Regions from separate parts of the Homo sapiens genome. Here regions 1, 2, 3, 4, 6 and 7 are each linked to region 5. A link is a loop called in an ENCODE intact Hi-C map of the cell type or tissue named here. Cell type or tissue: endothelial cell of umbilical vein. All regions are shown on one strand. Region 1 overlaps MYOSLID-AS1 (MYOSLID antisense RNA 1). Region 2 has its middle 56 kb from the start of CREB1. Region 3 overlaps KLF7 (KLF transcription factor 7). Region 4 has its middle 18 kb from the start of MIR3130-1. Region 5 holds the start of LOC105373851 (a long non-coding RNA gene). Region 6 has its middle 42 kb from the start of CPO. Region 7 has its middle 130 kb from the start of MIR1302-4.

Region 1 (4,000 bases), 110 kb after region 5:
AGCTCAGGGAAGGCCCTATCTGTGCCCAGCATGGGCAGCTGTCCACAGGGATTATTTGAGAAATGTTTGCCCACATTATCTTAGGAAACTAATGGAGTAACTGAAGTAGGGAGGATGTTCTGGAGGAGGCTGTTGTTTCGGGTTCACTTGGAGGAACAGGGCCAGAGTGGTCTTGGCTGGGGTTTGCTGGAGTGGGAGGAGGGGGCTGCTGGCATGCTGTGGAGGACACAGCCCACCAAGCTGTTCTTGGAGTGTAAGATGGAGCAGAGGGGAGGGCGAGCTGAGGGTAAGAGGTGCAGGCTCTGGAGAGACTCCGTGGGTGCAGCACCACTCACTAGCCTTGTGCTGTCCTGGGCTTCATCATCTATAAAATAGGAGTGACAGTAGGGCCGTTTCAAAGGGTCTTATGACAAATACGCATTTTATACATGTAAAAGCACACAGAGCAGTAGTGGCATGAAGCAACCAGTCAATAAAGGCTGGCTATTATTTTATTGTTCTTCTGTACCATCCACCTCTTCCTATGTCAGATTATTCCACAGTTTGTTGCAGATTTTACACTTTCTTTACAGATCACAAAGAATCTTCATGTGTGCCAATTCACTGGCCACTTGGTCTCTCTACCCTCTTGATGATGTCTGTGGTCATAGCATGAGAAATCCCTTGGTGCTACCAGACCCATAGGGGGTAGAAGTCTCACAGGAGCCTTTGTGAAGGCCCAGCCCTGTTCCTTTTAAGGGACAGCTCACCCAAGGGGAGTGTTTTGAGAGTTTGGATGAGAGTGGTCTTGGAGGTGCCTCAGAACCGGGAACTGCAGCAGCAGCTTCTTTGAAGCTCATGAGGTCGGGGTGTTCTTGGCATTGCCTCAGTTTCTTCTCACTGTGCCTTGGGGGCTGGGGAGAGGGGAGAGGTGATGAGAGGAGAAGCACAACCTTTTGATTTCTTTCCTTGCTGCTGAGAAGCTTTCACTCCCTCCGGAGTCTGGGCATCTGTGGGAGAGCTGGACTGTTTTATAGCAAGGATTTTTTTCCCCCTTCTCTTTTTTTATTTTCCCATCAACACTTGTCAGGGATTCAAGGCAAAAAGCCTGGCAAAGGCCTGGGCTTCTGCACCAGCGCAGGCAAAAGATGGGTCTAAACAGGGAACAGAGCGAGGCATTGTTCCAACACTGCAGAGTGGGGAAAGTAGGTCAGGGAAGAAAATGCAGGTTTGACAGAGCTGGGAATTGAACTTGTCACCTCAGAGCCCATTGGTGTAGAAAGTGAACAGCCAGCAAGGGACCAGGGAGGAACTGAAGTCTGCTGCCCGGGCAGGGGCAGACACACGCTGTGAAAAGCCGCCTGCATGACGGTCACTGCCCCCTTCCGCGTCATGGCCGAGCTGCCATCTTCCCCCTCCCCCCACCTCATACCCTGGGAAACTACACCAAGTGATCATTCTAGACAGCAAGAGCAGCTGAGACTCTCTCTGGAGAGAATGCCAGGCGGCAGCTTCCCAGCCACCAGCTGCATTTGCGGGACTGGGATTTGAGACAACCACCCCCCCTCCGCCCCGCCCCCTCGTCCGCCCAGAGAGGAGGCTCTAATTACAATCAACATCACCTTCTAGGAAACTTCTTGCATGAATGGCTACCAGCAGAGAAAAGCTTTCTCCTCATCACCCTCCTGGTTAGCACCGTGGTGGCTAGGGGTGCTAGACGTACCCGAGCCTTGGTAACTCTCCCACTTTCTCTGAGTCCAGGCACTGAGCGATTTCGAATGAAGGGTGCTTTTTACAACGCTAAGGAAGTTTCAGATTGGAAGCAGCTCCAAATTCTTTGCTCTGATAGAGGCCTCCTCCTCCTCGCAGGTCTCAAACATGCTTCAGTAGCAACAAGAGGGACTTTGAATTGGTCATTTCAGGCCTGCCTGCCACACCTTGGATACCAAGAAATGAAAGTTTATTAGACACTCCTTCATTGAGTACTTTCAACATACACTTGAATCTGAAAGATATGCATAGCCACAAAGACCACAAACTTATGTGCCTACCACTTCTCCCTGGTCTTTGTTCTGTAATTAGTGACTTGTTTTCCCTCTTTGTGAAATGGGGATAGCATTGGGAATAACACCATCTCTTTGTAATGGAAAGGTTATCTGATTGGATGCAAAGACTCAAACTCCATTTCTGCTTAGTTCACTTACCAAAATTTGTCACCTCCAGATTCCTCAGCTATAAAATGAGGACAGAGTGTCACATAGAGCAGAGTTGTAAGGATTCAACCACAGATAAATGAGTTTGATATGTGGAAGCACTTTTCCCAGGCCTGGCACCTACAGGAAGCTGAATCCAATCCAGGAAGCTGCTCCCTTCCTTCCTCCTTGTTGATAATGCTGAAAGAATTTCTGGTGGGAGTATCTGGGAATAGATATACTCAGGGCTGGCTCTAAATAAACAAGCAAACAAACAAAGGGAGCAGAGAATAGGATCTGTCTGGTCACCTTGTCTTGCACATGTGGCTGTTTAAATAAAAATTAATTAAAATTCAATAAAATTAAAAATGCAGATTCTCAGTTATGTAGCTAAAAGTTAATCATTCAATGGCCACATGTGAGTAGTGGCTCTCATATTGGACAACACAGAGACAGACCATTTCCATCATTCCAGAAAGTTCTATGGGACAGTGCTGAGAGCATTCTTACAGAAATGAGCCTTGCCCTACCAATGAGAACAAGCTTCTTAAAGCAAAACCCAGATTTCCTTTCACCTCAGAGTGCGTCGTCTTCTTTTAAAGACGTTGCCTTTAAGACACACAGTATTTATTTCATAGCCTAACCAAGAAAACCACACTATGTACCCAGGTGTGTTCACATCCCCCTTTCAGCTGGTCTTGTACATGTGTCTTCTGACCAGCTTCTACGCCCCCTGCCAAGCAGGTCGGGGGAAGACCCTACGAAAACAATGTGGGTGCAAATTGGGCTTTCCTATTTCATAGACCTTGCTCCCCTGGATGGCTTTGTGCCTAACATAAAGGGAGAAACATACCACCACATTCTGTAATTGTATTGTGGAATATGAGATGACTTTAAAACAGATAAGAGTGCCTACTCTGCCTGCCTTCCAAGAGCTGGGTCAGAAAAGAGTTTTTATTTTCTTGGTGCAATGAAGGAGGCAGTTTTTATTATTGGGGGTAATATAAGGAAATTGGGAAAAAGACTTTTTAAAGAAAAATGAGTGTTGTGAAAAGAGGGACATTTCCTAAATCCCAAGTCACCTTAGCCTCTGGCCGGCAATATTAGTGAAAGGACATCCCTGGTCATTTTACACGGGTGTGGCTAAAGCCCCAAGCACTGGTCACTGTGGGCTTCCACACGACACCCCTTCCTGCAGGGCAGTGAGCTCACACTTATTCAATCGCTCTCACTTTCTGTGATTCAAATAGAGCAGAAGTTTCCAGGAGGGATTAAAATGTACACCTGAATGACTCCAGCCCACTCCAGCCCAGAGAGAAGCAAAATCGGTGTGATGGGGGCGGGGAGGCATGAAATAAGTCAAGGTTAATTCAGCATGTGAGGAAAGTTTGAATTATTCATTTTCTGACCCTGTACCAGGTACTTTTTACTGCTATAGTCTCTTTGGGGGCAGAGTAGTCACACATGTGTCTCAGCCATCTTTTAAACACATGCTTTGTCTTTTAGTTTTAAGCAAAGGGTTGCGAACATAGGACTTTGGTGCCAACAGCAGCCTGGGAGATGCCTTTTAGGAGCACCCAAATGTGGTACAGCTGAGAGGAGGGAGGGAGCAGCCACTTAGCACTTCCATCCCATTTACGCTAAGTGATTGGGCAGGAGGAGAGGAAAGATTAAAAGCAAGAAGTGAGAAAAGCATCTAAGGGTTTGGAGGAGGGCAGGAAGGAGGAGGAAGTTTCATAGAAGAGGCGTGATTTGGTTTCCTTAAGTCATCAGAGCTCTTTCTTTGTCTTTAAATGACATTTCCAATTGGAAATTCATCTGAACAAGAG
Region 2 (4,000 bases), 140 kb before region 5:
CCCACTGTTCACATCACAGCTCCTGTGTAGGTGTGTCCTCTCACAGCACGGGGGCTCATGACACAGGCATGCAGGCAGCAGGCTTCTGTTCAGTGGTTCAGGAGTTGTCACTCAGGTCCAAGAAAACTGCTTTGCAGCATCTACCCTTGGCATGGTAACTCTTATTGATAGCCTCCTCTTGGTCTGTCATTTCTCTGTAATTCCTGCCCTGCAGGAAACCAGAAAGTGATTTTCTATGCACAACCATGAACCATGTTTTTACCTAAAAATATATTTATGAACTGATCTCTTGTTTCCTCCAAATATTAAACCCTTTTCCTTAGAATGGAAGAGGACAGTCATTTCTATAAGATCATGTTCAGATTAGAGACGCAAACATTTTCTGTCCTAGAGTTCTTCGAAGTTTACTGTCATGAGAAAACATTTCTTCCCTGAGGAATTGAATTCTGAAAGTTCAGGAGCCCAGTAGCATCATAATTTTTTTCCATTCATTTCTTCCAGTGCCCTATAAAACAATCGCAAAAATAATACAAACTCGATCCCAAATTAGATATAAAATATGCAAAGGTGTTGTGCTATGTAAGTAATGTACTTATTATCACATATGCGATGCAAATGGATGCAACATTCTACAGAATACTTCGGGAAAATAGAGAACGTAAAAATGTTCTGATTTTAATCACAAAATAATTCTATTCAGAAGTTAGCCACGAGAGGGCAGCATTGTCTACACAAACACAGAATGGCGACTGCATTTGAACCTCAGACATTTTCGTGAGGCTGTTTCACCATTTGGTTTCAATCACAGGGAATGATCATAGAAACAGCATCATTGATGCTTAAATTCACAGTTTTTAAAATAAAAACTCTAATCTCTTCGTCTGCGCAACCATTAGGACAAGGCTAAATATCGTGGAACAATGACACATATTTTTCTTATATTTCTCTGTCTTTTCCAGCATGTCTTCTTTACGCTCTACGCTCCGTTTCTGTAGTTTACTTACTTTGAAAAAAAAAAAAATCACCCGACTATTATTATGATTCTGGCCACATGAATCCCAGTGAGCATCAATTTCTTTGTCTACGGAACTTTTTTTTTCCCCTGGAGTCTTGCTCTGTCGCCCAGGCTGCAGTGCAGTGGTGCGATCTTGGCTCACTGCAACCTCCGCCTCCCGGGTTCAGGTGATTCTCCTGCCTCAGCCTCCTGAGTAGCTGGGATTACAGGCGCCCGCCACCATGCCCAACTAATTTTTGTATTTTTAGTAGAGACGAGGTTTCACCATGTTGGCCAGGATGGTCTCGATCTCTTGGCCTCGTGATCCACCTGCCTCGGCCTCCCGAAGTGCTGGGATTATAGGCGTGAGCCACCGCGCCCGGCCATCTACAGAACTGGTAAGCAGTCTAGGGTAGTAAATAGAAACAGGGCCCCAGCTGTGGGCAGGGGCTGCTTCTGCCACTTCGAGATTTGCTTTTCCCCATAGATGAACTGAAGGTAATAACAGCATCTGCCTCTCACTGTGCTGTTGTGAGGATGCACTTTATAATGGATTTCATAAGGTGCCTGGCACATAGAAAGTGCTCAGTAAACATTGCGGTAACAGTGGTGGACTCTTTTTTTTTTTAATTGAATGAGTTGTCAACATTTAAAAATCTGGAGAGCTCACATAAAAATCCTCACTGATCAGTTTTGTCCACATATATTACTTGCCCGGCTTCTGTGGGCACGCGGGTTGTGGTCCTTCGTGAGCCCTTCCATCTCCCACCATCTGTTTATTGCCTTTAGATGATGATAAAAAAAAACTGCACCATGGCCAGCAAGAACAGCTGTAGGAAGGAAGACTTCAGATTTTTTCTCCAAGTTGCAGAAGATGATTGTGCTCAGTCCTAACAACTCTCTGTAGATTCTTTTATCTGAGCAATCCAAAGCCCTTAGCGCTGCAGTTTAATCTAATTTGTTTCTTTTGTCAGATTTCATTTTGAGGCTGAAGCCTTTGAGAGACTAGCAGAGAGCATTTCCTATGGGAAATTTGGTTTCATTCATTCCTAGGTGGCAGGTTGGGGGGTCAGGATTGTCAAACTGGGGAGGACATCTGATGCCTGATGGTAAAACAAAAAGCCACCAGGGACAGGCTTAGGACAGTTCCACTGTGACATCCTTTTTCCTTTTTTCCCCTTCACTTCCTCAGCCCCCCTACCCCATGTGTTAAATGGGTTTTCTTATTTTTAATCTTAAAGAAAAAGAATTTGTGTTTATAAAATAAGATTTAAAAGGTTATTTCCTCCTCACAGTGGGAATCCAGGGAGATAGCTTGGCAGCCCCCAGGAGCTCAGGGAGGAACTCAGCAATCCTCTCATCTGTCTTACAGAACCGTGCTAAGTTACCAAAGGAAACCACCACTCATTTATCTAAACCCTTTGCAGTTAAATGCTCAGAGACGAATGCGCTTGTTGCAACTGCTCTCAGGGTGGCAGCAGACACTCAGAATGGTGTTTCGATTTAACTTATTGCATTTCAGCTAATTGAAAAGCAGAGCACATCGAAGGGCCTCTGTGAGAACACTTTTCAGACTATAAATCGGGGCTGGAGGAGATGTTTAATTAAATCAGTCCTGAGGTCACAGGAAGGAAAAGCAAACCTCTCCCTCCCAGACTTGACCTGGTTCACGTAGCATGGCAGCTGGAGAACTTGGAAATGTGTTAGTAGGACTAATGTAAATATACCAGATTAAAGCACTTCCCCGCCAGACTACGAAGCAAGAAATCGGATCTAGAGACAGACAATGGCTCTGACCTTCCAGTTTAATTCTGTATGCAAGAAACACACAGATGAAGATGGCCGGAGAGGCCGAATTGCTACGTTTCAGATTGCAGTGCGAGGACAGACTTTCTTAAAAGAGCTTATTTCCAAAGAATTCTGTTATTTGCGAGCAGGGACTTGGGAAGCCTTGAGTCAGTCCTGGGTCAGAACTGAGTGTTTGAAGGGGTGAATCATTAACTAAAACCCAACAGTTCATGAAGGAGGAAACCTAGTTAGAATTTGGGATCCTAGACAGGACACTAGCCAGGTGTCATCTGCAACAAAGGAAAGCGTGGCCAACCCAGCGTGGCCCACACAGGAAGGCTCCACACAAACCTATTGGTCTCACTTTTCTTGCTGAATTCTCTCTCAGGTTCATGGGCTTGTATGATGAATGTTCATGCAACATCTCTCAACAGCCTTCTCTCCCCATCCTTCCCAAATTTAAAGATAGGATCACGTGACAGAAAGAAAAAGAGCAGAATGTAAATGTGAAATCATAGCATTTGAAGGTGTGATCTTGGTTTTTAGCTAGAAGACGAGGAAGCTGAAGAAGTAACTAATTCAGGCCGGGCATGGTGGCTCATGCCTGTAATCTCAGCACTTTGGGAGGCTGAAGTAAGCAGATCTCTTGAGCCCATGAGTTAGAGACCAGCCTGGGCAACATGGTGAAACCCTGTCTCTACAAAAATGCAAAAATTAGCCGGGAGCAGTGGTGCACTCCTGTATTCCTAACTACTTGGGAGGCTGAGGCGGGAGGTTGGCTTGAACCTGGCAGGTGGAGTTGCAGTGAGCTGAGATCACACCAGATCTGCACTCCAGCCTGGGCAATAGAGCCAGACCTTGTCTCCTTAAGATAATAATAATAATAATAATAAAAGTAATTAATTCAGTCCAGCCAGTCAGCATAGGGAGCTAGCATGTTGGTCATAATTGCATGGCCCAGTCTGGAGCACATAGGTTCCTGTGATGAGCATCATGATGTGAAACAAAGCAGTCAGTGCCTTGGAATCATTACCCACTCCCCTTGCATCTCTAATCGTATATTGATTATGCTTATTTTTCATTCATAATTTTCTATGACTCCTTATTTCCCATGATACATCCAATTTCCCATGAAAGATCCATATCAGTCCTATTACCCCTTTGGATCTATTTGTTTGCTGGATCAATTCTCATTAAGACTTTAGTTTCACAGTTGTG
Region 3 (4,000 bases), 200 kb after region 5:
CACTGAAGGATTATCAGCAAGAAGTTTGAGCCAGAAAGAGTCTTTGAGAGTGTGGTTCATCCATTTTTTTCAGGGAAGGAAGTGAATTCTCTACTCAGATTCAGTAGTTTGCTGGAAAGGGAAGGGGTGGTGTGGGAAAGGCAGGCGCTGAACCTGATTCCCAGGCCAGAGTTCTTTTCACCAATAAAAAATGACAGTTGAAAATAGCGTTTTGTTCACTCATCCTAATTGCTTCTCTTCCTGGTGGTTTCTGGAGGCCAGAGGAGAAAAGAGGAAGTGGCAGAGGGAGAGGGCATTCTCCAGGGCAAGGAGACAGCTTTTACTTCCAACACAGGTGCATACTCTCAGGGCTACCCCGTGAAGCTAAATTGGCCTCTCTGTTTAGAAATCCGGATCTGTCCCAGACAGTAAGCATTTAATTTTTTTTTTTTCCAAATGAAAAACGTTAGAGACAAGTAAATAACACCTATAGTTAAATCTGAAAATACTGACGTGTTCTACCAGAAATGTTGGTAATAAACACATGCACACTGCTTCTGATGTTCCTTTGGTGAAGAAGGAAGAATTTCTGGCTTTCATGATACTCTTGAATCTCTTCCTACCCAGGATTGTGATCACTGTTGACTTTCACTTTGATTGTTTGGGAGTTGATTCAATTACTCATTCATTCATTCATTCATTTGACAAATGCTTGAGGCAGGCTGCAAGTCAGGCACAGGTCTGGTATCTTTGAAGAGTCACATTCTTGTGAAGTTTACGTTTTAGATGTTGTGAGGCTTGTATCCATGGTGAAGCAGGAAATTAAACCTTCATAGCATCCTGTAAACATGGATTATTGAGTGTCTTAGGGCTTTTAATAAAGGCCTTGAGGTCCCTGTCAGAGGAGGGTTCAAAGACCACTTTCTTCCAGGTTCTCCAAACCCTTTTTTTTTTTAACCACTCAATGACAGCAGAGCTATCTATCAGTTCCTCTGAACTTGTTCTGAATGAGCTTTTCTTACTGTTCAGTCTTCACTCTCCTATTACTGTTTTGCTTCCTCATAGAATTCCAGATTAGTGGGCCCCTGGAAGTTCAGCTGGTAGATGAGAAAACTGAGCCCATTGAAGTTAAAGTCACCCAGCTAGTCAGGGTTGATCTTCCCAACTCAGAGTCCCCTGCTTACTTAAACTTTTATATCCAACAGGTTTACTTCCCCTGGAAACTTATTTGGTATTTTTTATTTTCCATCTCCATGCCCTCGATAGGTTTCTTTATGTCTGTCTGGAAGTGTAATGAAAAATAACACTAGTTATTGAATAGCTACAACATACAGAGTGTGCATGCCCAGCCCTTCCAAGTACTTGGCATGTCAATTGATTGAACTCTCACAATGCTTCTGCGTTGTAGGTACTACTATTACCCCATTTTACAGGTGAGGAAACTGAGGCACAGAGGGGTTAACTTCTCCCAGGGGGATTGAGCTAGTGAGTAGTGTAACCTGATATTGGACCCAGGCAGTCTGGCTCCAGGGCCAATGCTTGGGTCCCTGTTCTTCTGCCTCTCAGTATGCGAATGGCCAGTCTGTTTCTTTAATTGGAGTGAGTGGCACTTGGCACACCCACACAGCCACCTTAAACATTGTGGGAAATCAAGTCCAAGTATCTCAAGTAACAGTACAACAATCCATATCAGGAAAAACAGCTTAGGGCTTGACTTCATTATGGTTTTGGCTGCCATTTTATGCATTCTGAGTAGAAGAAACATTCCTCCTAGCGCCCCCACCTTGTCTTTAACATTCCGCAGTGGAAGTTCCTCAAAGCTCTCCGTTTTGAAAGCATCCTCTATGATTACCAGCCACTAAATTGCATCTGCCACCGAGGGCCCAATGGGCTTTGAACCTGTTATTCTTGGGAAATTCAAGCTGCGAGGGAGAGAGAGAACGTTGTACACGTGTGCAGCTGTGCTTTGGAGTACAAGAAGTAATCGTATGTGTCTGTGTGTTTTTTATGGGGGTAGGGGAAGGGTATATTAATTAACCCAACTGAGAAGGAGATGACTGTGTTCCAGGAAGGAGCCAATGAAATGAGTTTGCTTTAAAAAAAAAAAAAAAAAAAAATCCCAGTAGCCCGAGTCAGCCTGTGCAAGTGATTTGGGAGAGGAAGGGGAGATGATGTAACTGGTTCGGCATGTTCCCGTCTTGGCCAGTGAGTGTAAAGGGGCCCAGGGAGTTTGAGGAGGGTGTGTGAGTGTGTGTGCAAAGTTAACAGGAGCGGGTGGGGGTGCATAAGAGCGGGCTGTAAAACAGGATTAATAATGCCTTGTCAGACCTTTCCCTGTTACTGTGTTTTTCAGTAATTTTGGTTTGAATGAGGGCTCTCTAGCCAATTAATGTTTATTTGTTTCCTTTGGCAAGATCCACTGGGGGGAGGAATGAGATTGGTGAGTTTAAAATTTTTGTTTTGTTGTTGCATTTTGGAAGAAGAGGCGAGTAATGTGAGTTTGGGTTTTCAATGATGGCTCCCCCCCTCCCCCTCTTAAGAGGCAGGAGGCAAGACATGGCCAGCTGGTGCCTTGAACTGACACAGGTGCAGAGGCTGTAGGGGGTGGGGAGCCAAGAATAATTACAGGTTTCTGAAGCATCAGGCCCTGCCTGACACAAGCGCTCGTCAAGAAAACTGCTCTTTATGGAAAATTAATGGGAAGCTGAAAAAGCGACAGGGCCATTGTTGTTCTTAGGAAGCCATCACTCCTCTGAAAAGAGGCCTCCTCCCACGTCCTTGGGCTCTTGACGAACTGCTTAGAGTCCTCTCCTTTTGGAGCAGGGACCGACTGGTTGCCATTGTCATGGGATGTGATGGGTTTTTCCCATTGGAGTGTCTCTCCTGCATTTTCTCATTCTTAAATCTCACTTTCAGTGCAGATCCAGCCCTTTGCACTTCCCAGTAGTATGGGTAGGATTATTTTTATTGACTCTTTAAGATGTGAATTTCATTTTGTCCGTGGAAGTGTAATGACCAAAGCAGGGCCATCTAATGGAACTTGCTTTCAATCTGTATGTAACAAGTGGGATTTCCACCAGTGAGTGCCAACCTGAATAGGGGCCTGGTTGGGAGATGAGGGCATAGGAGATGAGGGGATAGCATACAGGAGCATCTTCTAGGCCCCAGCTCTGCATAAGCAGTGTTGTCTCTTGACTATTCAGAAGCTGTAATTTAGTTATAGTCCAGTGGCCAAGTAATAGTGAGCAATTCTTCTTAAGGGCTCTCTGCAACTGTGGGTAGAGGCCAGGCCAACAGACTCCCAGTCAGTATGTCCTGCAGAGTAACATCTGGAAAAACAACTCTAAACCAAGTTAGAGAAGCCTCTCTGTGCATGGGCCATCATGTCCCTAATGGTCGCATTGAATTTTGAGGATCACAGACATAATGAATGAGGAAAATGCATTTCCAAGTTGTTGGAAGTGTAGGGGAACCCAGTGCCTTCCTTCAAGCGGTGTGAGGCCTGGGCCATAGCTACCAGCTCTGCCCAGGTTATGTGACTTTAAAGCTCACTTTGATGGTTAATTTAGATTTGAGTTGTTTTGGGAATTTCTTTTATGCACTGCAACTAAGGAATCCTTGGAAGATGAAAGGGGTATTTGAGGCTGCTTTGCATCATGTGCCTGGGGAAAGTAATTTCAAAGACATCACCCTCTCCCCAGGCCTTTAATCTTGTCTCCTTTCTCCCCCTCCAACATCCTCACCACCCACCTCCCCAAGGAAACATATGCAAACAAATATTTTCTTTGTTTGTTGAAAATAGGAGAAGAGAAACATGGAAGAGGTTTTGATAGAAATTTTTCAGCTTTCATGTTTGTTTAGATTTAAATTAGTTTTCACAGCATTGTCTCTCAAAATTTACAAATTACCAGAGGGAAATATATAACTTGGTTTCAGCTCTAGCAACCAGTAGATGTGAGAAACAGTGGAAAGCAATGCAGTCTTAACATTTGTTGTAGTCCCCTGGTTATTTCATGGAGTT
Region 4 (4,000 bases), 530 kb after region 5:
ACAGGAAATATTATGCATCCATGCCATCCCTTCTCCCCTGCAAAACTTGGAAGCCAAAAGCCTTCTTACAGCCACCTGTTTTTGCTCTGCCATCAGCAGCAGCTCCAGGCAGCCTTCTGCCTTTGGGCTTTTCCAGGCAAGAGTCAGGCTTCTATCTCCAGTCACCTTCCCACACCTCCTACTCTCACCTCGCACTCCCACCCCCGACCAATGTTTGAAGGGTCTACATCAAGCTCTCAAAGGAACTTGGAGTCCAGGCTTCTGGGTGTCACTTCATGAGTTGTGCCTCTACCCCACTGAGTGAACAAATCTAAGCCACCGAACATACCCTGTGGGATTGGGGTTATGCCCCCACCCTTCCTCTCCATACACTGGGCCCCATGCATGGCAGGTGGCTCTGTTAAAGATTACTGACCATTTTTCTCTTGAGACTATTGTAGCTTTTACAGCGCTAAAAATTTTAAGCATAACACCCTTCTCTACCATCATCTTAGGCAATTTACAGAGATAAATTTATGATTTTGCATCTATAGCACATGAAGTATGGATTTTTAAAGATTCATTAGAATATATAATTCTCACATAAAAACATTTATACTCATAAACAGTATTTCCATAAAGATGATCTCATTAGATATAAAGTTTATCTCTGGTGAATTAAAGTTAATCCTGAAAATCTTGTCAACCACACATAATATATGGTACCTAATGTATCTGATACATTCTGAAACAGATAAGTGGATGAAATATTTTTAAAGCACCACATCTAGTAAGGCAGCAGAGAATTAGAAACGGATTTTATTTCTTGTTCTTCAATATAGTAATTGGTGACCTTGAGAAATGCCATTTAACCTTTTCATGTCTCAATTTTCTCATCTATAAATAGATATAATCATCACAAAGACCCGCTGTGAGCAATAGATGAGATAATCTTGAGAGCTCTAAAGCTCTACATATAACAGAAAGGCATTATTGGGATTAGGGCAGAGGATCTGCAGCTCTGCTGTTGCCTTGAACAATTTCCATGATTCTGTGACTCACTTTTACTACCTGCAAAATAGACACCGGAAGGCGTCTCTCCAGTTTTCCTTAGAAGGCAGAGTCTGTATAAGAGAAAAAAGCTGATTTCAGGGTCCAGCAGATTTAATTAGCTGCACAACCATGGGCCAACTCTCGAGTGTTAGAGAGGATAATGATGACTACCTCACAGGGTTGTGAGAATCAAATGTCTTAAAGGAGAACAGTGCTTAGTAAATAGCTAACAGTGCTCAGCCTGTACAATTGTTAGAATCAATATTGGGTTTCCACTGAAAATTACCATGGGGTTACCTTGCCGTTTACTGCCTAGGTCCAGTCATTTCTGAATAAGATTAGTTGCTATGGTTACCTTCCCAAAACACCACAGTTGAAAACGTGTTGGAGATGGGAATCGATGGTAGGAGGCTTTAGCGGAGGACACAAAGCAACTTCAGCCACTGAGACATTTTAATACATGTAAACTCCTTCCCTTGGAAACCTAAGTCACATTTTGCCAAAATGGAAATGAACTCAGGAAGTGGACTTTCAGAAGTTCTGCATTTGGCCAGCCTCCTTCCCCCATCACCAGGCCCTCAAGGACAGGTGCGTTCTGGCCCTGAACCAGCTCCAGAGCATCTCAGTTTCTTACCCCAGGATCTGGCAGTTGGAAAGATGTTGGTTGCCAGGCAGAATTCATCAGATTCACTTCCCAGATGCTATCGCTTCTGATGCCGAAAGAAAAATAGGTTGCCCAGCAATTGAGGTTGGAAAGGACAGGTGTAGCTGAGAAATGCACAGTGTTGCACAGAAAACAATAATGGGTTATTTTTGTTAAAATTCATTAGCATGCATATTTGTATATTCCAGGGGTCCTCACATCCCGCAAACATACTTAGTCTCTGGAGGGGCTAGCACTAACATCCCCGGTTAAAGTGTCCCCCACAGGAGTGTTATAAATGGTATTTGATCTGTCAGAATCAGTCACAGCTCCAACAGCTCTCAGCAAATGAATACAAGTTGGTCTGACCCTGCTTCCTGTTTCCAACTAAAGCAAACCGAAGACCTGAAGAGGCCTCACAGGCAAGAGTATTTTGCACCCGCTCCTAGTGAAAAGACTCTTTTCTGCCTGGTCTTTTTTCCCAGACATCCCAAGGAGCTGTCCTGCTCTTATTTGAAATTCAAACCAGAAGGAAGTCACCTCCGCAAATGCCAAGTGTCCAGCCTCCACTTCCATGATGATTCAGCACCACCTAGGGGCCATTGTCATTCATTTCTTGCCAGGCTCATTTCTTGCCATATTCATTTATTGCCACAATAGAATTCCTTTTTAAGTATTGCAGCTGCACCCGCCACCGCCCCCTCGCCACTGCCATCCACATAAGAAAAGTACAGAAGCTTCTCTACACACATTTTTCAAGACTCGGTTCCAGATCTACTTCAGCTGGAAACTCTGGTCCACTAGCTTAGCACACAAGGATCACTGCTGAGGAGTGTGGTTCACATTTACAATACACCACGGGGACTTCGCTTTATTATTATAAGAACTGCTATAAGCATCTACTACATGACAAGGCATATATAGTTATTTCTAATGTATACAATAGTCCTTCAAATTGGGTAGTAATCCATTTTACAGATGAAGAAACTAAGGCTCTGAGAAGTTAAGCAATTTATCCAGATCCCAAACCAGGGTTGACTTACTCTTTTCACTGTAAAACGCTGTCTCTCTAATCTTACTGTGCGTAGAGCCAACATGGCAGTGAGGGTGCTCATTTTAATGATTCTAAAGCAGAACATTCAAATAAATCTTGTCCTTCAAAGAAGTCACTTTGAAGCCTATTCTGTCATGCCAATAGCTAATGCTCATAACAATTGAGTCTCTGCTATAGGAACTGCCTTCAGAGCTATTTGTGAGCTGCACGACCTAATCTCATTACCTTAAAGTATGTTATATGTTTGAAAAAAATATGGTAGATACCATTGGAGGACTGAAGGATGTGCCATCCCAAAATTTGTATGTTGATTATTTCTAATGGAAAACAATGGAGAAATTCTAGTTTCAGAAAGGAAGAGCTGATCTATATCTTCCTGTATGGAGCAAGGGATAAAGAATCCTCTGGGACGGATACTCTTCGAAGGCCCTGAGATTTATCCATACCAGGATGAGAAAATAGCCCTTATCACCAGAGACTTGGAGGCTGCAAGGAACCCGAATAAACAAACTTACGAACAAAATAACCTTTATCTTCCACTTGCTTTACACCCCCTCATATATCTCCTGTGACTCCCCTAGAAAATTTTACTGTCCTAGCCAGATTTTCTTTCTCCTGTTGTTTCTTCTCAAATTTATCATTCTTTGTCTAAAAAGTATAAGAATATCTTACTTTGGCCTCTTGTTCAGACTTCACTTTCTTGTGAAGATCCCCAAGTACATGTAAAACTAGTAAAATTTATACATTTTTCTCTTGTTAATCTGCCTGCTGTCAATTTAGCTTCTACATCCAGCTGACCAGCCCACTAAGAGCTAACAGAAGGGTTGAAGTTGATCTCTGGTTCCCCGGTACCATGCTGTTCAAGCAGTGTAATCTCCCAGGTCCCTCCTCAGTAAATTTCGATTCAGTATCACTGGGACAGGCCCAACAGTTTGTGGTTTTGTCAAGTACATGTGACTGTAATCACCAGGAAAGCTTGAGTAACACTGGTGCGATGATACAAGCATGAGCTCTGGGGTCAGAAGGACTTGGGTGCAGATCTGGCTCTGCCTTTTTTCTAGTTGTGCACCCCTAGGAAAGGCAATTAAGGCCTTGAGTATCAGTTTATTCATCTATAAAATGAATATTAGTAATCATTAATAACCACCAAACAGGGGTGTGAAGACTGAATGATATAATGGGTGTGAAATGCTAGCACAGTGCCTGGCACATAGTAGGCACTTAATACATGGTCATTACTATTGTTAACTTAATCACCCACTCAGCTTAAT
Region 5 (4,000 bases):
TCTGAGTGTCAGTTTCTTCAGAACTAAGACTGAGGGTAATAATACGACTTGATTCCTAGCATGATTCTGAAGCATAAAAGATAATGCAAGTGGAAAACTTTGTGAACTATGAGGCCATCTATAAAATGTGACACATATGTATATAACAGGGTCTGTTTCAGGGGATTTCATTATTTTCTTTTTCTTTATATTTTTATATTTACATCAAACACAGTTTCAGTTTTTACAATAGGTTCTGATATCTGACGAGGCTGATCCCTAAGAACATTTGCATTTTGCTAGTTTTCCTGTTTATAGTTTTGAATGTTTTTAATAAGATAAGCACTAAGCTTAGCAATTCGTCAGTGTTCATTCTAATGACCTTCAAGAAACGTCCCGTTGGATCTTTAGACAGAATTATTTCAGTAAGTTTGAGGAGCCTTGGCATCTTTATGTTGAATTTTTCCATCTAATAAAAATATAACTCTTCCTCTTAATTATTAAAAATATATCCCCCAATCAAGGTTTTAAAACTTTTAATACATTTCTTATTGAGTTTATAAATATTTTATATTTGTCGCTATTTGAATAGCTTTTCTTTTGCTTTATATTATCTATCTGTTTACTGCCAGTATATAGAAATACTGTTGCTTTTTAGGTATTTATCTTATTCCAAGCCACTTTATGACTCTTTTTTAAAATAAAGAAAGCTTTTAGTTAATTCTTTTGACTTTTTCAGATTTATACTTGTGTGATTTTCATGTACTTTAGTACCTTAGTTCACAAAAATTTATTCCTTTTGTGTTTATAACCTACTGCATTAACCAGAGAATCTAAAGTGATAATGATGCTAGCTGATAGTCCCAGCTACTCGGGAGGCTGAGGCACGAGAATCGCTTGAGCCTGGAAGACAGAGGTTGCAGTGAGCCGAGATTGTGCCACTGCACTCCAGCCAGGGCGACACAGCGAGACTCTGTCTCAAAAAAACCCCAAAAAACAAACAAACAAAAACCAGAAACAGTGATAATCATACTAAAGGACATTCTTTGTGTTTGTTTCTGATTTTCAATGTTTGCCAATTAATTATAATCTTTATTTACTTTAAGCCAAGAGCATCTTTATCACATTGAAGGAGCATCCTTCTATTCCTATTGAAATGTTTACTCTGTAATTAGGAAAAGGTGTTGATTTTATCAGATGTGGTATCTATGAAATTATCACATTGGCTAATTATTGTTGTATCAGTGAATACTCAGTGGATTATTTTCTCCTTGGAAATCAATCTCTGTGGTCAGCTGACTGGCTCTGCTAACAGTGACAGATGTGTAAACGGTGCCTTTACGAGTTCAAACATTTCAGGACCAAACTTTTTGCACAAGAAGGTGGTCCAATGCCAGAAGCAAGGGTTGCAGGAGTAGGAATCCCCCCGAGTTTCTCTCCTTGGACACATTTTCCAAAGTTGGCCGCTTTGAACAATCCTTTAAGGTAAGGACAATGGACATGGCAGTTGTTAACACTATGAAGAAAAGACAGTAGAGGAAGGAGCATGGAATATGGGAACAAAAATCAGCTGGCTGCTCAAGAAATGTGAAATTAGAAAGTAGAGAAAGGTGGTGTCTTTGTATATGCTCCTCCCCTCCCCTCAGCCAGGCCTAACAACACCCCAGCCGCACCCCTCCAACCAAGACTCCGCCTTGGACCCTGCTCATGCCTTTGGGCTTAAGACTGGGAGTGGAATTTCAATGCCATGGAACTCGCATTTTAAAATGCCACGCTCAAAAATATCGCCTGAAATGTAGGCAAATGAACTGCTAACATCAGTGTCTATACCGGGCTCTTGCTGGCACTCTGGCCGCGTGTATGACCTTTCAACACGATATTTTAAAAAATGAGCAGCGCTTTCCTCTTCCCCTGGCAGCTCAGAATAGCCCTGTTTCCTTTCCTATAAACAAGTCATATCTCTGGGAATTTCTAAAGCTGAATATTGTCTGCTAAGAAGACATGACTCACGCCATTTCCTGGCAGTTCTCACAAATTCAAGAACACCTCTTGAGGAAAGAATCCCAGACAAGAGTGGCCACAGAGAGCCTCGGATGCCTTCATTTCAAACACAGGAAGCTGAGAGACAAAGGAAAACACTAGGAATCGTCCCTGGCCTCGGCATTCCCCTCTTCTGGACTGAGTTCCTATTGTGGCTGTCAGAGCAGCCAGGGGACGCCCACTGGGAAACTCGTCTGGGCCGGTCTTCAGGCCTTTAGTCACTCACCCACCCCCTCCGTTTGGAAACTCACCTAGCTCAGCTTCCTCCTAATTCTCGGGGTAGAGGTTCTCTGAGGCGGGATTCCCCAAGGAAATTACCAGGAGTTCACGCACACTGGAGCCGTGGGGCTTCCTAGCTGCTTTTAGCAAAAACTCTGTGGCCAAAAAAAATCTCCTTTCTGCATTCTTTTCCCGGCACGTCCTCTCCTCCTCCACCCACTGGCCCTGTCTCTCTAAGTCCCCTCTTCAGTGCCACGTCATTTTCCTCGTATTTGCTAAATAGTCTAGAAACAAAAGAAAAAGTGTTTTACTTGGCTTCTCCCAGCTCAGCCATATAAAAACCTCTGTGTGTATGTGTGTCCCTCTGTGTGTTTATGTGATGCGTATGTCTCTATGTGCTTGGGTGTCGAGCATATGGGAACAATAATGCAAGGGGGTTGCTTGAAGAGATTGGATGAGAAAAGTTGGAAAAATTCTGGGTAATCAGGATGTTGCTGCAGTTATACCTACTTCTTGCTTTCAGTTGTACCTACTTTTTGCGTTCTCATTAATGAAACGTCAAAGGATTGATTTGCATAGGGCTCTGCAAATGCACTGCGGTGGGAAGGTTTAATTCCTGTTGATCCATAGCATGCCCTGATATTGGTCTCATTAGAACCAGAACCCTGGAAGCTGGAAGTATCCATAAGGGCATGATCCAGAGACAATAGTGACTAACATGTATAAAGCATGATGTATGTGTCAGGCATGATGGTATGTACTTCATATGCATTTTCTCATGTGTCACTAGTAAGGAAGCAGGACTGGAGAAGTTAAGTCAATTGTACAAGATTTTTAAAAAGTCATGGCAAAGCTGGAATTTAGACCCGTATCTATTTGGAAACCACAATCTGGTTCTTAGTCACTGTGCCATAGAGCTATCCTAAGAGAGTAAGATGGGATAGGAAGGGAAGGAAAGAAAGACAAGGAAGAAGCAGAGGACAAGTATGTGATTACTACACTGATATAATTGAATGATGTCATTTCTCCCTCAACTCTCTAGGATGACCAACTTATCCAGGTTTGCCTGAGATCTTGGTTTTAGTACTGAAACGTTCACAACCAAGGAACTCCCTCAGTCTTGGGAAAACCTGGACAGTTGGTCATTCCATTGCTTACCATCTGGAAAATCTGCTACAGATCGTGTGGATTGTTAGAAGATAAAGCCCATCCATTTATGACCTGAAGAACCTGGGTTATTGGGGGATACAGTTGAAATCCATGTCATGGATAGCTGTGCGTTATATATATGTTGTTTGTATGCCTCTCACAGAGTTCTTGAAATTTGGAGTCCATAAAAGACATGTAATAGTTGTTGACTTGATTTATAAAGAGCAAGATAGATTATGAGTAAACATCTGTGGGATGAGCACAACTGCAAGTAATAGGGCTTTAGGTAAAACCTAATCCATGAACAGTAAAGATTTTTTTCAATGTAAAGTTGTTTTCTACATGTATGTGCAATTTCTTTCAACAACACTGTATGATACATTTTGACTAGATTTTTTTTTTATGTTAGAGTCTAGGAATATTCACTTTCTATCAATGCTGTGCTCCTGAATGGTTCTATGAAAAAAAAGTGGATTTTTATAAATCATATTTTCTGTGTATTAGGGATGTGAATTCTTTTCCAGAGCCAATATGGCCCCTCACCTGTTTGGTTTTGCAAATGTCAGTTTTAGATATACAGTTAAGATGCTAGCTGCAAGTGGAAAATACCTAT
Region 6 (4,000 bases), 350 kb after region 5:
TAGCTGTGTGCTCTGTTTGGGATTCCTGTTATTGTACGGGTTGCAAAGAGTTAACATGCATTTTCTCTGTGATCTATCCAATGTGTACTTATTTTGTTTATAGGACCTTGCCACCTCACCATAATGTTTATAGGTTTTCTTGATGATTTCATTGCCTCTAGGGAATGTACTGCATCTCACCTCTTGCACATTACTCTTCTGTGGGAATCTGAACATTCTGTGTCTTGCGCTGCCCAGAGGAGTCTACATTCCACTCCTGCCTTCTGCTGAGTCCCCATGCTGAAAGCCCACCTGCTTCAGTAATTCTCCAGTCTTCCCCTTCCTGCCCCCCTCACTTGATTATTGATGAGCTTTCTTGAGCTGCCACCACCCCATTAAATAACCCAGTTCTGCACTTGGTGAATGGTTTCCCACTCTCTGCAAAATAGGCACTTCTCCCTACTTGTCCAGAAAGCAGTCTGGTCGCTGCTAGGAAGGCCTGGCCTCTTGGCAGAGGGCCATAGGAAGAACATCACCCCAGCACTGAAAACCAGTTTTTTGGTGTGTAAATGTTTTGCTTGTTTGTCTGCTTTGTTTTTTAGCTTTAAAAACATCACTCGGCCATGGGAAAGGCAGGTATATTTTGATTGCTACCAGCAAGGCATGGAAACACTACTTCTGTGCGTTCTCAACATGGATCACTCTTAGAATTAGGTAAGAGAGCTGAATAAAGAGAGTTTTGCAGAAGAAGGGATTTGCGGAGAATATAGAACAAAGTTCCAGTGCAAGAGGGTTGAGGAAATCAGAAAGCAACTAGTTTTCTAAATTAAAGGGAAACCACATACAGACTCTGGATGAATTCAAAGGCATTTAAAGGCTGGGCTTTTTTTCTTTAAGTATCATTTTCATTTGCACAGATTTCCCAAGCAATCCACCTGGCTGACTTTACTCTTCTCTCATCCATATGGAGGTCTCTGGCTAAGTCCAAGGAGCTATAAACAAAAAAATACAAATAAGAACTGTGTAAACAGGAAGTCAGGCTCCCAAGCGAGAAATGTGTCTAGTAAACGATGTGACAACACTAAGGAGTCATTGTAGCACTCCTTGCTCTGATCTTATCCAGCTCTTTCATTTCTGTAAATGTGCCTGCGTAAACCAGCACCCCAGCCAACAGCCTATTGCAGGGGAAAGACACCTGCCTAGCCTCCCTCTTATTCCTCCATCACTTAGTCTGTCCCGAGATGTCATTGTCAGGCATTGGAAATTACAGAGTCAATCTGCCCTGCCTGTGATGGACTCCGTGTGAATACATCTCTTATGTGTGTTTCACACGCACGATCTGGTCAACACCCAGTGTTCTTTTTTCTCCTCCCTCCTCCCATCACCATCATCCACACGTGGCCATTCACCTCACAGTCTGGTATCTGGGGCCAACCTTACCTCTCAGGGGAGAGACTGATTTGATTTGCTCTTCACCCTGAACAAGGAGACCTTTCATTTAAAAAGGGAAGATGCTTTATTTCCCTGTGAATTAGAATAATGAAATATTTCTTGTAAACCTGGGAATTAAAATGGAGACAATATGAGTCCTTCAGTTTCTTTTATTGGTCTTCAGAGGTGAACGTGGGAGCAGTTGTAAATATGCATCAGGGTATCTCCTGGTCTGATGGTATTGAAACTCCATTCACAGCAATGCTAAGTGTCGCTGCCGGATTTGTCTCCAAGAGCTCCCTCCCATTTCTTCCCACCCTCTACCTCGCTTCCAGCTCCCTACCCTGGTTACAGTGACTTTGAAACTAGTAAGAAGCATTTTGAGGTGACACTCGAGTAGCTGTGTGGTCTGGAATGCATTATAATGTTATGTCTCAATTACAATATTCTTTGGTTGATACACAAGGCAGGCACAGCCAAGATCCAGCCTTAGGGCGCACTGCCACCTCCTGGAAAACCCTCTGTGTGCGGCGCCTGCTATCATCCTTCCTCCAATGCCACCAACCAGAAAACAAGCACTTGTTCATGGCCTTCTGTCTTTAGAATCCAAGATCTGGGCACACCTAGCCATCTTCTCCTGTCCCTTCAAATTGGAATGTACTAATTCCTGAAGGAAGTGAAAATGTGTTGCATTGTCTTTTCTTTTTTTCTTTTTTTTGGAGACAGAGCCTCGCTCTGTCGCCCAGACTGGAGTACAGTGGCATGATCTCGGCTTATTACAACCTCCACCTCCTGGGTTCAAGCGATTCTACTGCTTCAGCCTCCCGAGTAGCTGAGATTACAGGCATGAGCCACCACACCTGGCTCACCTGGCTCATCTTTTATATTTTTGGTAGAGAAAGGGTTTCACCATGTTGGCCAGGCCGGTCTCCAATCCTGACCTCAAGTGATCTGCCCGCCTCAGCCTCCCAAAGAGCTGGGATTACAGGCATGAGCCACCGCACCCGGCTGCATTGTCATCTTAATTACAAACAAGTAACTAGGTTGGGGAAGCCACTGGTGCAGAGATCCGTGATCATTACTCTCACCTTCTGCTCCTGAGGCTGGTAACAGACGCTGCTTACTGTAAATGAGTGCCTGGCACCAGTAGGATCCTGCCCTCGGGATCTCTGGAAGAAGTGCCAACATTATTTACATCATTATGCCTAGCGTTCCATTATTGCAACGCTAACCATGTGGAAGTTATTTATATCCCACTGCTCAAGGTCATTGCCAAGGTCTGATGGCAAAAATTCAAAAAATTGCAACCTCAGGCATAAATGGGTTAAGGACTGGACCAAGGACTTGGAGCAGAAGTCACATGCACAGGCAGAGTGTTGGAGTGGAGGAAGCCCTGAGTTCTTCGGCCCTATTGCTATGTGGTGATTGTTTGAGATTCCACCTTACCAGCATGTTGAGATGTCTAATGAGATATTTTCAGAAAACACCAAAGACACAGAAAAGCACCTATAGGTTTCCATTTAGACTCACAGCAAATGAAGACCAGCACACACAACTGTGTCTTCGAAGCAACCCTGCTGACTAGAGGAGGCTAGCTGTCAGGTTTTGGCTAGAAAAGCAAAAATACATCTGGGGAGATATCAGTCCCATCATCATGAAAAATAATGGGATAACATTTCTCTATCAACAGCTTTCCTTTAAAATAACAAAAATATGATTATCAGGCAAATAAGAACATATTCTCATTAATTGAATTGATTGATTTCAGTTAATTACCTGAATTGCTTAAATTCAACTAGTATCCCTCTGAGTCAGCAGTTCTTATCTTTTGAAAGGGGGGTTACAGACTCTTTGAAAAATATTTTTAAAATGTGAAAATGTCTGTATGCTTCTTCCAGAAAAATGTATACACATTTTTTCTATTATTTAATAATATCTGTGAAACCCCATCACCACTGCCAAAGTGATCTTAACAGCACTTAATTAAAAATGCCTCTTGTAGCTAGTTTTCTTTGCAAGCCTGGGTTCAAGTTTTGGGCATCCTGGTTAATTTGGGGAGAAAGGAGGGGCCACAGGAATATTTGCAATAAGCAGATCCCTGGGTTGGGCACCTACAAGAAATGGCCAAGGATATTTCCACTTCTCTTCTGTTCCCTGGCCTCACACTGAAAGTAGATTTAAACGTTCATCTTTTGAAAATCCTGGACCTTCAGAGACACACATCTGAAAAGCTCAGATAACACCTTGCTTCAGCTCAGCTCCGGGAAAACAAAGCTGAATCAGGGTTCTGCCATAGCACCTGTTTGGACATGCTCTCTGTATTTAGCCCTAGAGAAAAACCCTAATGAAAGTGATTTGGGAACATAGGCTTTCTTGTGGCAGGAGCATCAGACACCACATTTTCTGACAGTATCATTAGTATTAATAGTCTTAACTCCTAATATTTACTAAGCTCTTACATTGTGATTAGAGTAGGTGGTCTAGGGTGGACAAGTCACTCTGTCATGGAAAATCATCATTCAAAGCACTTTACAAACGTTAACCTACCTAATCTCCCCAACAGCAGTGTAAGGTAGGTCCTCTTATCCAC
Region 7 (4,000 bases), 61 kb before region 5:
TTCCTTTTCCATGGAAATGGAGACTGGAAAACCCACTCCCATGAATTTCTCTGAAGAATCTTCTCTCTTGTGTGCAGCAGGCTGTGAATGATGGGCTAAGATTCCCAGACCAGTTCGGGCCACTTCTTACCTCGCTAGTCCTGCAAGGAGGGTCTTTGAAATATGGGACATGTAACTCTTCTGGTTTTAGTCTTGGAGATGTCAGATGAAGTCTCAGTTAACACCATGTCATGATACAAAAACAATTTGTGGCACTAAATGTCTCATGTTCCCTTAGTGAAAAATAAAGTATAACTACACACATTCCTTCAATGTTTTTTCCAGATTCTTCTGCGTGATCCTTATAGGTGAAGCAAGGCATTTCCAAAGCCCAGATGTTTATTCCTTTCTTATTCTAATATCATACCTTTTACCACCAAATTCAAAACATATGATTACAAAATTAGATAGGTAAATATTAGAGTGTAGACTTGTTGAATAATATTTGAGTTCAGTATTCTTCATGTTGACACCTCTTTTGGTTGAACAGTTAATATTTACATTGAAATATTCTTTAGTGAAGAAAACCTGCTATAAAGAGAATCATATTGTGTGCAATTCTTGGCTTAAGCGATTCTGATTTCTCATATGTTTTTGAGATATCTTAATGCTGAGAATTGGATTAACTCGCACAGAGCTTCATATCAGGTGAACTGCTCAGGTTTGTAACCTTAGACAAAGCATTTTTATATGGGACTTGGTTGTATAATTTTTAAATTGAGAAGATTTCACTGGGTAATCTTTAAAGTCCTTCAAGCCTCGAATAGTTTGCCACATTTGGATAATATACATTCATGTCGGTGTGAGTTGAAAAGGAAGCTTAAAGAATGGTAACTGGTTTTTAAAATATATCTGATTCAATATTTGCACTGACAACAGTGTTGTTAGACACAGAACTTCGTCATTCACAGATTCATCATACAATTCATTCAGCCTTTAATTTTGTTATTTAATGTTGCTATACTTTTAGTAATGAAAAGCTAATGATCAGTGACTTTAATTATGTGCGTGTTCTTTTTTTTTTTAATTATACTTTAAGTTTTAGGGTACATGTGCACATTGTGCAGGTTAGTTACATATGTATACATGTGCCATGCTGGTGCGCTGCACCCACTAACTCGTCATCTAGCATTAGGTATATCTCCCGATGCTATCCCTCCCCCCTCCCCCCACCCCACAACAGTCACCAGAGTGTAATATTCCCCTTCCTGTGTCCATGTGATCTCATTGTTCAGTTCCCACCTATGAGTGAGAATATGTGGTGTTTGGTTTTTTGTTCTTGCGATAGTTTACTGAGAATGATGATTTCCAGTTTCATCCATGTCCCTACTAAGGACATGAACTCATCATTTTTTATGGCTGCATAGTATTCCATGGTGTAGTATTCTGTCTTCACTGGTTGTAAAAGAAGTTACTAGATGTTTCTCTTAGGCTATATATATGTGTATGTGTTTACATATATATATTTGCACAACCACTAGATAATAGATTAAGGTTTCTTATGAACAGTGAGCATAACACCACCAAAACTAAACTCAGAATATCTCCCTTGAGTCTGCTCCTCAGGCTTTCCTACCAGATGAAATGACACCAAGCCACAAACCAGGAGTCTCCTATGACTCTTTTCTTTCCCTCACCTTTGACATCCAATCAGCTAGAAAATCCTTGGCTCAGCTTTCAAAGTTGATCTCAGATTACTTCATTCCTCTCCACCTCCTCTGTTTCACCAATCTGCCAGTCCTTCCATGGATTAAGGCAGAAACCGCTTCAGTGTTCTCTCAGCTTCTTTTGCCCCTAGGCTCTGCATAGCAACCACAGTGGTCTTTCAACACCTAAACCACTTCACTTTCCTCCTCTCCCTAAAACCTTCCAGTGGCATTTGCTTGCACTTAGAATAAAATCCAAGTTCCTTATTGTGGCATGTTAGTTAAGGTGATACTGGCTGTGGTGGTGAATACAACTCTAATGTTCAGTGCTTCCTTCACACATGAAAACATATCCCTGGCTCAGGTAATAGTTTGGTGCACGTGTCCCTGGTTTTGAGCAATTTTCCTCCACATGGTGATTCAGGGACCCAGGTTTTTTCTTCTTGTGATCGTGTCGTCTGCTATGGCCTCAGAGCCTTCTACATCCAGCTGGCAGATGGAGGAAGAGAGAATGGAAAAGGCACACCCATTTTTTAACTGCTGTAACATTAATATGACCCCATTACAGCAACTCACATTCCACAGATGAGAACTGGTCATGATAACCTACAGGCCACATTTGGCAGGCTTCCAAATTACCACCCCACCCCGGGGGAGGTCTTATGATTCATGGAGTATATCCTGTCCTGAGTGAAGAATCTTATTGTGAGTTCTTCAAACTGTTAACACACTGATTAATACGTATCCTACTGACAGTGAAAAGGATGCTGATGTGTTTCTGAATCACGAAGTTTTGCTGATTTGTTTCTGAATCATGAAGTTTTACTGATTGTCTTGCACGTAGCACATTTTAGCCTGTATGATGTCACCTGCAGCCAATGATTGTAACCTCTGTATTGTAGCCTCCACTGAACAGGACAACTCTGGTATAAGGAGTCCTCCTCCCTTCTTCTAAACTTTCCCATAAAAGCCTTCCAGCTTGTAGCAGCCTCTGGCACACACACAACTTTGTTGGCCTGTCTTCCCGGGGGGACCCTCACAAATTATTTCTGTCTCAACAGCCTTAATTTCAGTTAAGAGTCACATGAACTTCCCTAGAAGCTAGTGGGGGGAGTGAGAAATGTAGTCTCTGTCAGGGAGATGCTCTCTAGGCAGTGAAAAGCGCTATGGAGGGCAGTCTGAATCCTTGGTGGCCAGCCAGCTAGCCATCCTGCTGCACATGGTCTTCCAGCCCCCCCATGACTTGCCCTTGCCCTCCTTTCTAACCTCCTCGCAACCCCTTTCCCTGGCTATGGTCCAGTCACACTGGCCTCCTTCCTTCTGTAACCTCAGACTCATCCTTGACTTAGGACTTTTGTGTTCTCTCCCTTCTGCCTGGAAAGTTATTGTTCCCAGACCTTTGCCTGGGTATTTCTCTTTAACACTCAAGCCTCAGTTCAAATGCCATCCCCTCAGGAGCCCTTCCTGACTATGCAATACAGACACATCACCAGGTTTAGTTGTCTTTACAACATGAATCAACTATCTGGAATTATCTGTGCTTTTTAACTCGGTTATTGTCTACTCTGCCCCTACTCGCCATCTGTGTAATGTAAACTCCATGCCTGACTGTCTTGCTCTCTGCTGTCTATATGTCCAGCACACAAAACCTGACTGGCACATATATGTCACTAAATACATATTTATTAAATGAACGGATAAAATCTTTTGGTCCTGGGTTCATATCAGTGAAGAAGAGTTGGTATAGGAACACCAGTGCCACTTTACATTTTCAATCACTAAGGTTCAGTTGTGCTGATCAATCATTCAACCAGTAAAATCAACCATTTCTTCTGCATTAAATCCTCATTGTACCATCCTGGAAGAACCTGGTGGTATATCTTAATCTAGTCAACCAACTAACCAACCAATCTATATCCTGTTAGAAATCCTTCTGTGCAAATTATTTTAAAATGTACTTAGTCTTTTGGAATTTTTTAAATAGTCTTTTCCTGACTAAATGTGAATCTGCATTACAAGTGGTACATTTTGCTTGCAAGTAATTCTTATTGCCACTAATAACACTACCGGGGAATACAAATAAACCAATGCAAAGCAATTCTAATGTCTGCTCCACCAGCCAGTTTTAAAGCTGCTAATGGAACTTGAGGCGTTAGAGTTTTGTGTGTGCTCAGAATTTCAGAATGACTTCTTAATTCCTTTTCCTTATTATTTCCAGGGTGGAAATTCAAAGCCCTTTTGAATTCTTATTGATGAAATTACTGGCAAAAATATGGAGTTTTATGAGCATATATTTTATTCTACTGCGAGGCAAC

Evidence for each region. A loop is a pair of places that touch in the nucleus more often than their neighbours do. Peaks named below come from ENCODE experiments on the same cell type or tissue, not always from the same donor. Only the 100,000 strongest peaks of a DNase experiment are listed, where the experiment ranks them.
Region 1: it touches region 5 in a loop (6-fold over the local background); 13 of 110 quality-filtered maps call a loop at or near these places.
Region 2: it touches region 5 in a loop (9-fold over the local background); 21 of 110 quality-filtered maps call a loop at or near these places.
Region 3: a loop joins it to region 5, with 8 times the contacts of the local background. A loop is called at or near these places in 3 of 110 quality-filtered maps.
Region 4: it touches region 5 in a loop (8-fold over the local background); 8 of 110 quality-filtered maps call a loop at or near these places.
Region 6: a loop joins it to region 5, with 2.9 times the contacts of the local background. A loop is called at or near these places in 28 of 110 quality-filtered maps.
Region 7: it touches region 5 in a loop (6-fold over the local background); 11 of 110 quality-filtered maps call a loop at or near these places.

Annotation. Positions count from the first base shown.
Region 1 is chr2:207,224,786-207,228,785 of GRCh38, reverse strand. All of the region lies in intron 3 of MYOSLID-AS1 (MYOSLID antisense RNA 1), which reads left to right. Among named protein-coding and RNA genes, the nearest start is that of MYOSLID, 13 kb to the left of the region's middle. RefSeq lists enhancers at 2,761-2,870, 2,991-3,100. In endothelial cell of umbilical vein, no CTCF peak of the experiment used is centred here; no DNase peak of the experiment used is centred here; H3K27ac peaks cover 336 bases.
Region 2 is chr2:207,471,799-207,475,798 of GRCh38, reverse strand. No RefSeq gene overlaps it. Among named protein-coding and RNA genes, the nearest start is that of CREB1, 56 kb to the left of the region's middle. In endothelial cell of umbilical vein, CTCF peaks have their summits at 710 (motif pointing right) and 2,454; DNase peaks (open chromatin) are centred at 718 and 2,498; H3K27ac peaks cover 553 bases.
Region 3 is chr2:207,132,251-207,136,250 of GRCh38, reverse strand. All of the region lies in intron 1 of KLF7 (KLF transcription factor 7), which reads left to right. Among named protein-coding and RNA genes, the nearest start is that of MIR2355, 24 kb to the right of the region's middle. In endothelial cell of umbilical vein, no CTCF peak of the experiment used is centred here; DNase peaks (open chromatin) are centred at 750 and 2,140; H3K27ac peaks cover 4,000 bases.
Region 4 is chr2:206,798,964-206,802,963 of GRCh38, reverse strand. No RefSeq gene overlaps it. Among named protein-coding and RNA genes, the nearest start is that of MIR3130-1, 18 kb to the right of the region's middle. In endothelial cell of umbilical vein, a CTCF peak has its summit at 2,268 (motif pointing left); a DNase peak (open chromatin) is centred at 2,253.
Region 5 is chr2:207,332,953-207,336,952 of GRCh38, reverse strand. It overlaps LOC105373851 (a long non-coding RNA gene), which reads right to left and starts at 2,593. Exons shown (of 4, transcript XR_923809.3): 1 at 2,271-2,593. RefSeq lists enhancers at 1,971-2,380, 2,641-2,690. In endothelial cell of umbilical vein, no CTCF peak of the experiment used is centred here; DNase peaks (open chromatin) are centred at 182 and 2,132; H3K27ac peaks cover 3,562 bases.
Region 6 is chr2:206,979,826-206,983,825 of GRCh38, reverse strand. No RefSeq gene overlaps it. Among named protein-coding and RNA genes, the nearest start is that of CPO, 42 kb to the right of the region's middle. RefSeq lists a silencer at 1,839-1,988. In endothelial cell of umbilical vein, a CTCF peak has its summit at 1,936 (motif pointing left); a DNase peak (open chromatin) is centred at 1,905.
Region 7 is chr2:207,393,454-207,397,453 of GRCh38, reverse strand. No RefSeq gene overlaps it. Among named protein-coding and RNA genes, the nearest start is that of MIR1302-4, 130 kb to the right of the region's middle. RefSeq lists an enhancer at 1,871-3,070. In endothelial cell of umbilical vein, no CTCF peak of the experiment used is centred here; a DNase peak (open chromatin) is centred at 2,353; H3K27ac peaks cover 2,185 bases.